2 separate regions of the Homo sapiens genome follow, and region 2 is linked to region 1. Evidence: chromatin loops called from intact Hi-C (ENCODE). Cell type or tissue: PC-3. All regions are shown on one strand.

What was found. A loop is a pair of places that touch in the nucleus more often than their neighbours do. Peaks named below come from ENCODE experiments on the same cell type or tissue, not always from the same donor. Only the 100,000 strongest peaks of a DNase experiment are listed, where the experiment ranks them.
Region 2: it touches region 1 in a loop (6-fold over the local background); 14 of 110 quality-filtered maps call a loop at or near these places.

The regions. Positions count from the first base shown.
Region 1 is chr3:12,888,664-12,896,663 of GRCh38, reverse strand. All of the region lies in intron 4 of LOC105376956 (a long non-coding RNA gene), which reads right to left. Among named protein-coding and RNA genes, the nearest start is that of LINC02022, 7.5 kb to the right of the region's middle. In PC-3, CTCF peaks have their summits at 4,506 and 5,370; DNase peaks (open chromatin) are centred at 4,533 and 5,873; H3K4me3 peaks cover 359 bases.
Region 2 is chr3:12,827,100-12,835,099 of GRCh38, reverse strand. CAND2 (cullin associated and neddylation dissociated 2 (putative)) reads right to left here. Exons shown (of 15, transcript NM_001162499.2): 13 at 7,496-7,660; 14 at 3,528-3,635; 15 at 297-1,345. The coding sequence ends at 1,118. RPL32 (ribosomal protein L32) reads left to right here. Exons shown (of 4, transcript NM_000994.4): 4 at 1-615. Among named protein-coding and RNA genes, the nearest start is that of SNORA7A, 9.4 kb to the left of the region's middle. RefSeq lists an enhancer at 4,029-4,977. In PC-3, CTCF peaks have their summits at 4,135, 4,341 and 4,617 (motif pointing right); DNase peaks (open chromatin) are centred at 4,659, 4,959, 5,459 and 6,139; H3K4me3 peaks cover 1,782 bases; H3K27ac peaks cover 3,349 bases.

The DNA of each region.
Region 1 (8,000 bases):
AACAAAAAAAAGTTAATTTTGGTGACCAAAATGAACTCTGGCCCTCCCTCCGTACAGCACATTCTGATTGAAAGATGTTCTCACAGGGGCCCCCTCTTCCAGTCTCATTCATAGCCACTACTGGCTCATCTAGACTGAAACCAGGAAACCAGCCATTTCAGTGCACACACACAAGTGCCTTGCACAATGCCTGTTTCTGCAACTGGGCGTCCATCCCTTTTACAGACTATTCAGGGGCCCTTCAAGAGAAGCTGGGTACAAAAATTCCCTGAAATACCCGGTTCTGCCTCAGGGTTTGATTTTTACTACGCAGATCTACAGCCCAGGAGCTGCTGGAGGTAGGTGAGCTAGGCCAGGGCTCCGAGGCGGTGATCTTCTGGGGATTGTGTTTGTCTCCCCCTGCCCTGAGATTGTGAGCTGCATGATCCGCCTGTGTGTGTCCAGTGACAGCCCCAGGACTGGGCTTGTCGGCATGCATCTATCTGAAAATTAATGGATGGCTGGAAGAGGCAGGGGTTCAGGTCACACCACCAGCAGCAGCTGGTGTTTGAGAATACCGATCACTGACATAATTAAAAAACGTATGGAAACCGGTTTGCTCATCCCCCCCACTTCCCTTAACACTTAAGTCTGGCTGGGAGACACCTGACTCAGACCTTGAGATCATGGTTCTTCCTCCTCCCTGGCTGCATGTGACTTCTGTGCCACCGAATCCCAGGAACATGTTTAGCTTCCCTGACCCCTCGGCAGCTGTGACTGTTCGTGCCTGCCTCCTTGAAATGCTGGTTCCCGGGCACCTCTGGGCCATGTGCCCTTTCTGCTCTCTGGAGACTCCTTCAGTCTCCTGTGCAGGCCAGTCCTCCTCCACGGAGCTCGTGTGTGGCTTAGGTCAAGTCCAAGCCCTCTTCCTCCCTTTCCCCTCTCCTGAGGCACCCTCACACAAGCCCACGGTTTCAGTCCACCTTCTCCATGCCCCTGGCTTCCACATGTCATCTCCAGCCCAGACCTCTACTCTGGGCACCCATGTCCCCTTGGTGTTTCTGACAGCCCAGCCCTGCAAGCCCTCCATGACCATGTTCTTCACCGTATAGCCCCATGCAGCGGAAACCCGGTCCTCTCCTCTGTTCCCTGTCCTGGTGAATGACATCACCATTGACCTATTTAAACCAGGACCTGGGGTTGCTCGTGACTTTCTCCCTGGTGTCCTGTCCGTCTTTCCCCGAACTCTTGATTTGTGCCTCCTGCTTCTTCTGGAATCCATCTGAGTCTCTTCACGTCTCACCCCACTGCAGGCCCTCATGTCTCTCTCCTCGACTAGAGCTCCCTGCCTTGGCACTGGCCTTCCTGGGGGGACCCCTGTCTATTCCCCACACGGGTCTTGCTCTGTTGGCAAAGCTGGAGTGTGGTGGGGCAATCACGGCTCACTGCAGCCCTGACCACCTGTGATCCTCCCCCCTCAGCCTCCTGAGTAGCTGTGACTACAGAGGCGTACCACCATACCTGACTATAGTGTTTTTTGTTGTAGAGACGGGGTCTATGTTGCCCAGGCTGATCTCGAACTCCTGGGCTCAAGCGATCCTCCCACCTTGGCCTCCCAGAGTGCTGACTTTACAGCCGTGAGCCACTACACCCAGCTGCCTAGACATGGAGTCATTTTTTTAAGGTGCTCCTGCTTAAAGCCCTATCGGTGATTTCCTGTTGCCCTTAGGAGGAAAGAAATCCCATCCTTCACATGGCCCCTGCCTGCCCCTCAACAGTCACATTCCCCTCACATTCCAGCCGTACCAGCCTTGATTGTTTTGTTACTGTTCATGCATGTCCTTTGACAGTAAAGGTCAAAAAGTCAAGACAGTGTCTGTCTTTGTACATACTGTAATCTCAACATGGAGCACAAAGTGGATTTCCTAAGTGAATGCTTTGGGAGCACAGCAGGAAATGTGCTACAACGCATGACACCATGTGGCGGCAACATGAGATCAGGGCCCAGAACATGAGGTGGGGACCGTGCTGGCAAGGCTCTGGGGCCCGCTGGCATGCCTTGTTAAGTAAAAATTGGGGCAGTGGTCAGAGGCTTTTAGACATTGTGTTTTAACTTATGTCGAGTGTCTTTTAACATGTAGTAAATGTAGTGAGAATAGATTGATGAAAAACAGGAAAAAAAAGTCCCCATAAGCTCACTACCTCAAATCACGTATAATTGAGTATGTGGCCAACTGTTCTTCCACCGTCCCTCCATACATATTTCTCAGTCACCTAGTTTACATCTCTGAAGTGCTTCCCAAACGGTACTGTCAGTGTTGCTTGGTGCCCCACGTGGAAAGTGTCATCGGTCACACACCTCTAGGGAACGATGCATTGCACGCAGTTCAATGCGTTTCTTTCTGCTGGACCTTTTAGAGCCTTTGGAAAAGATGGTGTGCATATATGAATAAATCTCTGAACAACAGCCTGTGCACTCTACAGAATACAGTTTAGTAACAGTGTGTGTGTGTGTAAATGCTATTCTTTTTCCCTTAATCCACTGTGATGAGGCAGTGGAAGACTCGACAATTTATAACGTCTGCATAACATTCCACCTTACGGATGTCCCATAACGTGTTGCCATGCAGACAGTGTTGTGTTGGCAAACAAGGAACAAACGGAAAGAAATAATCGAGTTTCTGGCAGAGTTGGTGATTCTGGCGAGGACTGGAGCCTGGAGAGGGGGACACCATGGTTCGACCACAATGCTGAGTCCCTGGGATGACCATGGACCCCGTTTTGGTGCTGCTGGAGGCCAGGTATCCCCTGAGATGCCTCTTAGCTCAGTGCATTCAGTTCAGTGCCCACTTTTCAAGAGACCCCATCTCACCGCTCAGCCCAGAGCAGGCCTGTGATAAAGACCTGGCGGCTGCTGCTTGTAGGCATGGGGTGAAGATCACCCACCCTCATTTCTAACGTGGAGCTTCAGGACTTTCAAGGCCCTCAGGGAAAGCTTTTCTTGTCTATTATTCCTAACCACACCCCACCCCCACCTCCACAGTAAAGTGTTCCAATTAAATCTGATACGTAGGACCTGAAGCACTTTGTCATTTTCTATGTAGTTAATAGGGAAGAACACATTCTAAAATGAAAATACCAGAGGATAATACCTGAATTGGAATCTCTTCTCACACCCTCTGAGAACTTTTCAAAGAACAAGGAGGGGCCACATGCTGTGACTCACCCCTGTAATCCCAGCCTGAGCAACATAGTGAGACCTCCATCTCTACAATATCAAAACATTAACCAGGCATGGTGGTGCCTGCCTGTGTTCCCAGCTACTCTGGAGGCTGAGGTAGGAGGATTGCTTTAACCAGTGAGGTCAAGGCTACATGAGCCATGATCACCCCACTGCACTCCAGCCTGGGCCACAGCGCAAGACCAAGTCTCCAAAGCAAAGAAACAGTCACCTATAGCTGTCAGACCTACACTGTGTTTGGGAAAGAGCAAGAACCACAAAATTCACTTAAAGGTCAGTGGGAAAATCAACATCTTAGAGCAGCAGAGTTGATGTAGAATCACTTGCCGGTGAGATGCAGGGGCAGGGGGGTACACAGCGGGAGAGGGTGGGGAGTCCCTGTGGAGGTTGTGCGTGGGGTGCAGGGGTTGGGGGGGTGCACAGTGGGAGAGGGTGGAGAGTCTCTGTGGAGGTTGTGGGTGGGGTACAGGGGGGTACACAGTGGGAGAGGGTGGGGGTCCCTGTGGAGGTTGTGGGTGGGGTGAAGGGGTGGGGGGGTGCACAATGGGAGAGGGTGGAGGGTCCCTGTGGAGGTTGTCAGGGGGGTACAGGGGTGGGGGTTGCACAGCAGGAGAGGGTGGGGAGTCCCTGTGGAGGTTGTGGGGGGGTGCAGGGGCAGGGGAGGATGCACAGTGGGAGGGGATTGAGGGGGTCCTCATGGAGGTTCTGGGTAGGGTGCAAGGGCAGGGGGCTGCACAGATGGACGGGGTGGGGAGTCCCCATGGAGGTCCTGGGTGGGATGCAGGGGCAGGGGGGCATGTGTAGCTGGAGGAGGTGAGGGTCCCCTTGGAGGTCCTGGGTGGGGTGGGGGGGGTGCACAGCTGGAGGGGATAGAAGGTCCCTGTGGAGGTCCTGGGGGGGGTGCAGGGGTGGGGGGTACACAGCGGAAAGGAATGAGGGGGTCCCCGTGGAGGTCCTGGGTGGGTGCCAGGGGCAGCCAGTGGGGGATGCACAGCCGGAGGAAATGGGTGGTCCCTGTGGAGGCGCGATGCACAGAGCAGGAGGAGGGAGCCGCCCTGAGAGGAGAAAGGCAGCCTGCTAAGCAAGAGCTACAGGAAGCACTTGGACAGGCCATCGGGCCAGAAGCACCTCGCAAGGGTGTCCGGGAGCTTTGGTGATGAAGGGCAAGAAAGAAGCAGCTAAGAGGGGGGCCTCATCACAGAGATGCTGTCAAAGATTCACCAAGCCCACCTAAAAGTATCTTTTATTACGGGAACTGCAATTCACCTTAGCAGCGCAAGAGGGCATGATTGCACTACCAAACCCAGAAAAGCACCCACGCATTCAAAAAACTGGAAGAGAAGGAAGAGAAAGGGAAAGGCAGTCAGCCGATCCGCTGCTGCACTGTTAGCAGGTGAGAGTCGGGTGATTTTATTGCAGCTGACAGTGCTCAATGATAGCACAAGGCCAGTTAGGAAAAGCGGGCACCGTGGGCATTAGCAGAAGTCACTATTACCAAGGCAGCCCTTGTGATGGCTCATTTTAGCAGTCAGCTTGACTAGGCTAAGGGATGTCCAGGGAGCAGGGAGAACGTGATTTCTCGTGTTTCTGTGGGGGGGTTCTGGAAGAGATGAGCACTTGACCCAGTGGACTGACTGAGGGCCACCCGCGCCAGTGTGAGCAAGCCTGCTTCAATCTGCTGAGGCCCAGATACAACCAACAGGAGGAAGGAGGGGAAATTTGTTCTATGCTTGACCTGGGACATCCACCTTCTCCTGCCCTTGCGTATGAGAACTCCAGGTTCTTGGGCCTCTGGACCCCATGTCTTAAACCAGAAGCCCCCAGGTTCTCAGGCCTGTGGCCTGGGACTGAGAGGGACACCACCAGCTGTTCTGGTTCTTAGGCCTTTGGACTCGAACTGAATTGCACCATGGGCTTTCCGGTTTTCCAGCTTGCCACTGGCATATCCTGGGGCTTCCTGGCCTCCTGAAGGGCATGAACCAATCAATTCCCACAATAAATCCCCTCATGAGTGTGTGAGTGTGTGTGTTTGTCCTATTTGTTCAGTTTTCTCTGGAGAACACTGACTAATACAGCTCCAGAACAAAAATAAAGCCTTCCTAAATACAGAAAAAAAAAAATAACCAAGCCAAAAAGGGAGAGTGGAACAGACCAGTCTTCAGAATGAAAGCCACACGAGGACGCCATACTCCACATAGTGAATTCACAACGGCAAACAACCTTCCAGAACAAACCAAAGACACCAGCTACATCAAAATGCAAGTATACCTAGCTCCCCTGCTAAGAGAAAGGTCTTTGAAGACCTTGTATCCATAAGCTACCGCCACCCTAGTTCTCTGGCAACCCCAAAGTGTGCAGGAAACAAGCACTGATTTCTCAGCCCCCATCTGCAGATGCACGGGGTTCCCCTGGTCTAGAACTGGGTCAGTCTGAGCCATAGGGGGTCTAGGACTGCTCCACATATCCCTCATTCTCCTGACCCCACCGGTCGAGGCCTGTCCTGGTCATGGCAATAGGCTGGAGTGCAGGAGCATGAGCCTGGCCCCAAGCACATAGCACACCTTTGCTCACGCCAGGTGCACCACAATCCCATTGACCACTTTGCTCCATGCCCAGCCCAGCGTCAGAGGGTGGAGAAGTGTTCCCTGCCATAAAGTGAGTCATAGCTAGGGTATAGACTACAAATACATTCCATCTACCCCAGACCACAAAGCAAAACCCACCAACTCTCTGCCAATACTCTAGAGGGACACCTAAGACAAAAATTCAGAAAGGCTAAAGGCTACCCATAAAGACGTGCATGGAGGGGTACAAGCTATGAAGCCAAATTAGACGAGGAAGCAAGTTACAGTCTTGATGTGTGACAGGGTAGAAATCAGCCTTAAAAACAATGCATGAGAAAGTGACTTGATAATGCTAGAAGCTGCAATTCCCAATGTAGACATGACAGGAGTATCTATGCACCACATAAAACAGCAGTCTTCAAAAAACGGAAACTGCAGGATAGGTAGGAATAAAAAAACACATTCATAAAGGTTAACATTGCCACTCTGAATCCAAGACAGGTTAAGAGGCCAAAATGAAATTATCTAGAAGCCTTCAGTTTCTCATGGATATGATACCAAGCATTGCGCTTCAATAACAGAGAAAACACCTTTCCAACCTCCCTTGAAACGTTTATGGAAACTTGCCACATATTAAGACACAAAGGAAACTTCAGTAATTCCACAAAGCAGAGAGAATCTAAACATATTCTCTAATCACAGTACAGTAAAACTAGAAATTAAAGACTCAAAAATTCCCTACTGGAAATGTTACTAACTCTATTAAATTACTCTTGGGTCAGAGGACAAATACAAACCACAACCATAGAATTTGTTCAAAATGGTAACACCTTGTATCAGAATCCATGATGCAATTAAAGCAATGAGGCAAAGAAAATTACATCCAAAATGAAAAAGAAACATCAAATGCAAAATTAGGAAAAGATTAAAGTAAACAAAGGAGAAACAGTTGCAAAATAACAAGCAAGGCTGGGTGTGGCAGCTAATGCCTGTAATCTCAGCACTTTGAGAGGCTGAGGCAGGCACACTGCTTTGAGACCAGGAGTTCGAGACCAGCTTGGCCAACATGGTGAAACCCCATCTCTGCTAAAACTACAAAAATTAGCCGGGCATGGTGGCTCACACCTGTGATCCCAGCTACTTGGGAAGCTGAGGCAGGAGAATCGATTGAACCTGGGAGGTGGAGGTTGCAGTGAGCTGAGATAGCACCACTGCACTTCAGCCTGGGAGACAGAGTGAGACTCCTCCTCAAAAAAAAAAAAAAAAAAAAAAAAAATCAGAACAAAGAAATAGTAAAGCTTATGAACAAAAAGCTGGTCTTGGAAAAGAAAAAAGAAAGTAGACAAACCTCTAGCTAACCAAATCAAGGTGACAAGAAAACGAAACACCAAAAATGAGAAACCAACACAGGACTGAATATTGAAGTGGAAAAAATGTTTAGAGTGATGATACTTTGAACGACTTTATGCAAATAAATTTGAAATGAATAATTAGCCAAAAGTGACTCAGGAGAAAAAGAAATCTTAAACAAATTCCCATGAGAGAAATAGAAAATGTAATTAACGGCTTAACTAGCCCATTTTGTTTCACAGGGAATTCTTCTGACCTTCACAACCAGATAATCTCACTGTTACAACTGTTTCTGATCACAGCAAAGGAAGGAAAACTTCCCAATGCTTTTTCTTGTCTTTTCTTTTTTGAGACGGAGATTCACTCGTCACCCAGGCTGGAGTGCAATGGTGCCATCTCAGCTCACCGCAACCTCCACCTCCCCAGTTCAAGTGATCCTCCTGCCTCAGCCTCCCCAGTAGCTGGGATTACAGGCATGCACCACCATACCCAGCTAATTTTGTATTTTTAGTAGACACAGGTTTTCTCCATGTTGGTAGGGCTGATCTCAAACTGGCGACCTCAGGTGATCTGCCCACCTCGGCCTCCCAAAGTGCTGGGATTACAAAGGTGAGCCACTGCACCTGCCTCCCAATGCTTTTTATGCAGTGATTTTGGCACTGTTTTCTAGACCTGATAAAAGTTACATAAATACAAAGCTGCATGTCACCAATAGAAAATTGTGAATCACATATCACACATATCAAACATCTAGTAGCATATTCCATATAAACTAATATACCTCATGACCAAATAGCATTTTACATCAGTAATGCAAGAACTGTTCAATATTAGGAAATCCATCATCTTAACTAAGATAAGAAAAA
Region 2 (8,000 bases), 62 kb after region 1:
CTTACAGGATGTTTTTCTGTAACCATCCTGGTCAACTTAGCAGAAATGCTGCGCTGGGTATAATAAAGCTTTTCTACTTCTAGTCTAGACAGGAATCTTACAGATTGTCTCCTGTTCAAAACCTAGTCATAAATATTTATAATGCAAACTGGTCATTTTTGGGATTTTGTTTTTGAGACTCATTCTGTCACCCCGGCTGGAGTGCAGTGGCTTGATCTTGGCTCCCTGCAACTTCTGCCTCCTGGGTTCAGGCGATTCGATTAACAATTGGAGACGAGTCGTGCAGAGGAAAGAAGTAACTTAGAATCTAATCTTTATTAACCTGGGATATCACAGAAAATACTTGGGCCTGCCACTTGTATTTCTTTGTCCTCAATACTGAACACTAGACACATTTGAAACCTTCCTCAGAAGGAAACAAACCAACTGGTTATGCCTGGGTGGTGGCATGGAAGATGCCCATTGTTGCCCAATTTGCTAATAAGTATTTTGAAATTAGAAATGAAACATGAGGTCCAAGCCTGTCCAGTTCCCTACCCAACCCATTCCTCCTCCCTGGAAAAAAGAAACCCGTATCATCTTCCAAATTTCTGATTCATCACTGCCACTTAAAAATGAACCGTTTTGAATTTTAAAATGTGAATAACTCAAGTATCTTTTCTTTTGAGATGCCCGGCCTGAGCACTAACTTCAGGCATTGCTGAATGCAGTGAAGAAACCAGAGTGGTGTCTGCTGCCTCCTGATCTTTTACAGCTGACAGCACAGCCTATTTCTAAATACTACTAGTTTGTGAGGCAGAGACACCCTCTGAAGGAACCAGACAGACTATGGAGGGGTACAGTGTGAAGTCACTGGAAAACTTCCTCACCCTATTTCTTTGGATGACTGTCCTGAGTTAAGGAAGGGGCCCAACTGTTGGCAGCCTCACAGCTTGGGCTGGGGGCCTTTGAGTTGGGTCCCTGGAGAAGGCACTGTAAGCCCTGACCAGGAGCGACAGGGCCCCCAGTGAGATGGTGGAAGGGCAAAAGTAGAGACCTGCGATGGTGGGATGGGGAGGCCTCGGACTTGGGTGGGCTCCTTTCTCTTAAGCGAGGGCCCACCTTGGTGCTGAGGGGACTAGCTGAGCTCCATTGAGTCTGTGCTGGGGGCTGAAGCGGAATCCTTCTGGATGCTTTCAAAGAGGGCAGCAAGTTCAGGGTTGGATCTGATTTGGGAAGAGAAGTCGGCCATGATGGGGCTTTTCCCCACCTCGGGGATGGTCAGCAGGGCAGCCACTGCCCTCATTGCAGAGCGCTTCAGTTCATCTTGCTTTTCAAACTCCTGCTTCACAGAACCAGCTTTGACCTAAAGTAGGAAACAGCAGAAGCAGCCATCCTTTATTGAGCCTGGCCCACACCACTGCCTCCTCACTGGTCTTTGGCTTCCTCTCTGCCCCATCATCTTCCCCAACATAAATCCCTGCTGCGAGGTCTCCTGAGGCTTCTGTCTCACCAGCTATTTCCTAACTCCACCTCTGGGCTTTTGCACTGGCTAGTTTCCCCACAGAGGTTCTTTGCCATTCAAATCAGCTTGAGTACAGCCTGAGGGGCCTCTGAGCAGCCAATCTGAAGTGCTCGCTTTTTGTTAATTGACAGTGGCAAGTACTGTGTTCCCATACTTACCTCCTACAGACTGCAGGGATCCAGCCTATATTTGCTGTGCTTAAAACCAGCTCTTAGCACCATATGACTAGACTGAATGAATGGATCACTGCGATGGTCTTCTAGCAGCCTCCTCCCCATACTCAAGTCCCTGCCCCGCAATCAGTTTTGCAGATGCAGCCGGAGTGTAAGCACCCCAAACTACCTCCTGCAGTTTCTGTTTCCTCTTCCCCCACCATCTCCTACCTAGGCAGAGGAGCTCAGTAATTCCTCCACTGCTTATGGACTAAAGTTCAAGTTCCTTATTATGCTGGGCTCTTCCTAAAGAATTCAATGCAGTGGGTAACAGCTTGGCATTGGAGTTGCAGAGTCCTGTGTTCAAATGGCTCTGCCCCCAAGAGCTGTGACTTCAGGTAACTACATCTTTGAGCCTCATTTCCCCATCTATAAGTAAGAGCTGCCTCGTCGTAAGAGTTGCCAAGAGGATTAAACGACACAAGTCCACACTCCCTTCTCTGAAACCCCTGGAGCCAGATGTGCTTTGGAATCCAAGACATTTTGGGTTTTAGAAAGGTAATACTGTGCAGATAACATTCCCGAGGGGTTTTGTACAATACCCTGTAATCAAATACATGAATACTCTACTACATGTATGAGTAATGTGAGTAGTACAGGTGTCCCTCAGTATCCATGGGAGTTTGGTTCCAGGATCCCAGGGGATGCCAAAATCCTCAGATGATCAAGTCCCTTATATAAAAGTGGTACATTGGTAAGAATTAAAGATCATAGCCTCATGCCACTTCAAGTCAAGTTGTGTGACAAACAGGTTCCTAAAAAGCTTTTGGTTGTCAGAGCTTGGTAGATTTCAGGGTCATGGGTAAGGACTGTGGGTGTGGATTTACCCATGCTCATCCCAATGCCCAACAGACAGCATCCTCCGCGTGGCCAGATGAGTGGCTCTTGTGGAAACTCAGGGCAGAGCTTCTCTTGCCACCTCGGCTTTACTGCAAGAATGTTCTGGCACTGCAGTGCCATATATACCTCCCTCTTAAGAACTGGGACTTTTCTTGGTGCCATAGAGCTCAGAGAAAACCAGAAATGAGAGACTGTCAAAACTGGCCTGGCCCTGTAGAAGTGTTTTTTTGGATGGACTCAATAATAAGCATATGTTAAAAATGTAAACTTACAAGGCAGGTTTCTATGAATAAACTACCAATTTTAGTGTTTTATCCACAGAAGATTTCATTTTTGAAAATCACCACTTTATGGGTATCTCTCCTCTTTAAGTGCCAACCTAAAACACTGCTCTCCTTTTGGTAATGATTCCCATCCTTAAAAAACCCAAATGTATTCTTTCATTCAACAGGTATTTACTAGGTACCACGTAGGTGCGCCAGGCTCTGCTCCCAACGCCAGCTTTCCATGAGGGCTTGCACCCCACATCCCTCCTCCAGACCCTTCAGGCACTCCAGTCTAGCAGCAGCTTTGTCCTAGACCAGTCATCTGACCCAGCTTCCCAACAAGGAGGTGAGAGATTGACAGTAGGGAACCTATCAGGCTCAATGTTACATCTTTAGTATCTCCCACGAGGCTCAGCACCCAGGAAGTGTTTAATGAATGGAAGGAGAGACAGAGGTGGGTCTGAATCCAGCTCTGCAATTTACTAGCTGTGTAGCCTTGGCCAATAACAACTTCTCAAAGCCTCTGTTCCCCTGTGTATACAATGATAATAAGAGGTACTTTATAGGGCAATGACAATGATTAAATGAAGCACTTTCACAACATCACCTGCACTGCAGGAAGTGCTCAGTAAGGGTAACTGAACGACTGGCCGAGGACTCCATAGGTGCTCCAGGGCCTGGGCTAGGGCTGGGCCAGGGACTTACCTTGGCAGTGCAGGTGGCCCTTAGTGGCTCAATGAGTCGGTCCACCCTCTGCAGGACAGGTGCAGGACACAGGGTGGCCAGCCGGGCAACCATGATGAAGGTCAGCATCTGCCCAGAGGAAGGAGATGGTTCTTAGTGAAATGGTGCAGGAGCAAGAGCAGCAGCCAGCCCTGGGAAAGAGCAGAGGCCCCACAACTGAAACCTGAAGCCCAAGTTCAGACCACCGTGAAGTCCTGCCAGAGTCTCTCCCTCTCTGGGTCTGTTTCCTCAAATGGTGACACTTTCTTTGCCAACTACACTTGGATGACCCAAGGAGGATCAGAAAAGCACCAGGGAGGGAGTCGTTCTCAAGCTCAGATGCCCACCAGTCAGGCAGATGCTGGGGATGAGTGAAGGGGGCTGCTGGGGCAGCTCTGGCTGAGTGTGGCCAGGTGGGAGTGCAAACATGTAGCTTGGGGCCACTGGATTGTTTTCAAAAGAAATCCCAATTTTCATGTAAAAAAAAAGTCTCGATTTTTAAATGTTGACACCTGATTTCAAAACCAAACAAAAACTTTTAACAACAACTAAACATGGCTGCAGGCCTAGATTCAGCCTGTAGGGGAATAATTGTCCTGTCTTTTGAAAATAGTCAAGTCCTCACAAAGAAGCCTTGCACACCATAAAGACTGGTTGTCTGAAATCCCCACGCCCTACCCATCTCCACACCCTGACCCCTAAGCCCCACAGCAAAGGAGGAGGCCCAGCCCACGGCAGCAAGGAGCAGCGGTGCTGGACTTCAGGAGCTATGACTCTTGGCTACTCCATGACCCTGTGCCCTAGAACTAGACAAGATTCCGTCTCCCCTGTGAACTGGGCGGTGTTCACTCCCTCTCTAAAGGCTCACTTGAAGACTTGATGACGCAAAGCTGTGGGCTCTATAGCTGTAACACCCACCCTCCTCACCCCAGGGGGTGGCAGCAGAGTGGACTCCAAGGCTGCACTGGTGCCTAGGCCCTGTCCTGCGCTCCTGGAGGGCAGGCATGAGAGGATATGGCCAGACTGGATGGAAGAAACAGACTTGCTCGATCCTGGAGAAAAATCCCCACAAGGTGGAGCTTTGGGCTGGCCCAGAACTCCTCACTCTGTGTCCTGGGGTCAGTAGCCCCACAAGATGCCTAATACCAGGCACACCCAGATGATGGAAGCTGAGTACACCCCTCCCGTCTGGAGCCTCCCGGAACCCTGTGGTGGAAAGTCCTGTTCAGCTTTGTGCGCCCCATCATTTTCCACTAGTTTGCATGGCATACACTGGAAAACCCAACCCCCTTTCTCAACCAAGATCTTGGGGCTGGAATCCCAGAGAACTTATGTTGTTTCTTCTTTTCTCTTTCTTGGGGGTTGGCAGGAAGCAAGAGTTTAAAGCAATAATAAAGCCGAGGGGGAGACAGGCAGACAGGAAGTGCAGGAAGGAGCGTCCCAGGAACTCCAAGTCTGGAGTGGTCAGAGGCACGCCCGCTGCAGGAGGTGCAGCCTCACCACGCGCATCGGATGCTTTAGCAGGAACATGCACTCCACCCTAGAAGCCCACCGATCACACCGTGGGTCACAGTAATGCACCAGGGTGTTCACAGCAGCATTGTCTGTAATTGTGAAAATGTGCAAATAACATACATGTGTAGCAGTGAGTGCAACAGAAATGGGAACTCCTGCAGCTGTTGACAGGACTGATATATATTGAAAAGCAAAGCAAACAACATACAGTAAATGTAAGTTAAAAGGCTGGGGAAAAAAACAGCATGTGTGTGATCCCATTTCTAGAAAACAGGTCTCATAAACTCATCTCCACAGCTTTGAGAACAGGGACCCCACCTCTCACATTGACCTTGGCGTGTTGGCACTCACTTAATACTGGCTGACTAATGAATGAGGGTCTATGTGCATCATCCCAAGAAACACACTGAGACAGCAGGCCTCTCTGGGTGTGGAGAAGCTTTTGGGTGATTATTACTTGCTTCTTTATTTGCTTTCATCTTGTGTAAATCTTTTAAAACAAGTATGGGTTACTTTTGATTACTTTGTATTAATTTTTCCTTATAAAAAGTGACTCACGCTTACAGTACATATTTTTTAAAGTTGTAATATGGGGCCGGGCGTGGTGGCTCATGCCTGTAATCCCAACACTTTGGGAGGCCGAGGTGGGTGGGTCACCTGAGGTCAGGAGTTCAAGACCAGCCTAGCCAACATGGCGAAACCCTGTCTCTACTAAAACATATAAAAATTAGCCGAGCGTGGTGGTGCACATCTGTAATCCCAGCTACTCAAGAGGCCGAGGCAGGAGAATCACTTGAACCCGGGAGGCGGAGGTTGCAGTGAGCCAAGATTGCACCAATGCACTCCAGCCTGGGCCATAAAGTGAGACTCCATCTCAAACAAATAAATAAAAACTTAAAAATAAAGTTGTAGTATAGCAGTTCCTTAAGACATTAAACACAGAATTGCCGTATGATCCAGCAATTTCACTTCTGGGTAAAGTGAAGAGAACTGAAGGCAGGATTCCAAAGGATATCGGAACACCTAGGTTCACAGTCGCATTACTCATAATAGCCAGAAGCTGGGAACACCCAAATATTTGTCCAGCGATGGATGAATGGGTAAACAAACTGGTGGTCTGTACATACAACACTGGGAAATTCTGACATGCTGCAACATGGATGAACCTTGAGGACATCAGACTAAGTGAAACAAGTTGGTCACAAAAGGACAAATACTGTATGATTCCACTTACAAGGGCAGAAACCTAGAGTAGTCAAATTCATAGAGTGTTGAATGGGTGCAGTTTTCAGTTTGGGAAGGAGAAAAGAGTTCTGAGATGGACAGTGGTGACGGCTGCACCGCAATGTGAATGTGCTTACTGCCACTGTGCTGTGCACTTTAAAATAGTGAAGATGGAGCCTGGCGCAGTGGCTCACACCTGTAATCCCAGCACTTTGGGAGGCCAGGGCAGGCAGATTACTTGAGGTCAGGAGTTCGAGACCAGCCTGGCCAATATGGTGAAACCCCGTCTCTACTAAAAATACAAAAAAAATTTAGCTGAGTGTGGTGGTGGGCACCTGTAGTCCCAGCTACTTGGGAGGCTGAGGCAGGAGAATCGCTTGAACCTGGGAGGCAGAGGTTGCAGTCAGCTGAGATCAAGCCACTGCACTCCAGCCTGAGTGACAGTGCAAGACCCTGTCTCAAAAAAAAAAAAAAAAAAACACTTCACCTGCAGATAGTAAGTTACTGAAGATAGTAACTTGTATTATTAATATTTCGCCACAATTAAATGATTTCTATCATATATGTGAATAAACTTTAACATTTAAAAAAATGATATAGAAAGATATAAATTGAAGAAACCGACGTCTCCACCAGCCCCAGACTCACTCTGTCTGTTAAGAAAATGGTCCTAACTTCTGGAACTAGCTCTTGCCACTCAACATTGGGGCTTGGAGCTCTTTCAGGTCACAACACGAAGAGATGCAGCTCGCTCCTCAATGCTGCTAGTATTCCACAGCTGAAAGTGCCCTGCAGGGTCAAAAATTTCGTCTGGGAATTTTTTTTTTTTTTTTGAGACAGGGTCTCGCTTTGTCGTCCAGGTTGGAGTGCAGTGGTGTGATCATGTTTCACTGCAGCCTCAACCTCCTGGGCTCAAGCCATCCTCCTGCCTCAGCCTCCCAAAGTGCTGGGATTACAGGCATAAGCCACCACACCTGGACAATTTTTTTTTTCTGGTTGCTGTGAAACCATCCTCCAAAGAGCCTGCCCAGTGTAGACTCCCACCAAAGGTGTTTGAGACACAGGTTCCTTTTCTTATCAGAAAACAACAATGCAGCTATTTTCATTGGGTGCCTGGAGTAGGGAGCAAGGACAAACAAGCATGGCCCCAATGGTGCCCGACTATCCCTTGGTACAGGGGCACATAGATCTGGCAGGGGGCTTGGTCTTACCCGGATGTCGTAGTGGTCCTTCAGCCCGTCCTCCACATGGTTCAGGAACTCACAGATATCCAGCTGGCCCAGGCAGCTCTCAAGCAGTGAATACATGCATTCAAAGGCCGCCTTCCGCACGTCCAGCCCATCGTCCACTGTATGTTTAAAGGGCCCCATCTCCACCTGCAGGAGGGATGAAGGTTGGTGATATGGCCCCAGGGTGTAAGGACACCTCTTCTAGCTTCTGCTACAAACCCCACATCTCTATTCCACAATCCATGCCAGCCCCAAATCGTGCCTTATACTCTCAAGTCTCCATGCCTTTGCTCAGCCTGCAGTGTCATTTCCCCCAAGTGATAACAGTGGCAATAAGAACAATTATTCTTATAATCTACTGAGCAGGCACTGTCTGAGTGGCAGGCACTGTGCTGACTGCTTGACTGATGACGTTTCATTCAAGCATCACAAATGCCATCAGAAGTAAATGTTACTGGCCAGGCACAGTGGTTCACGCCTATAATCC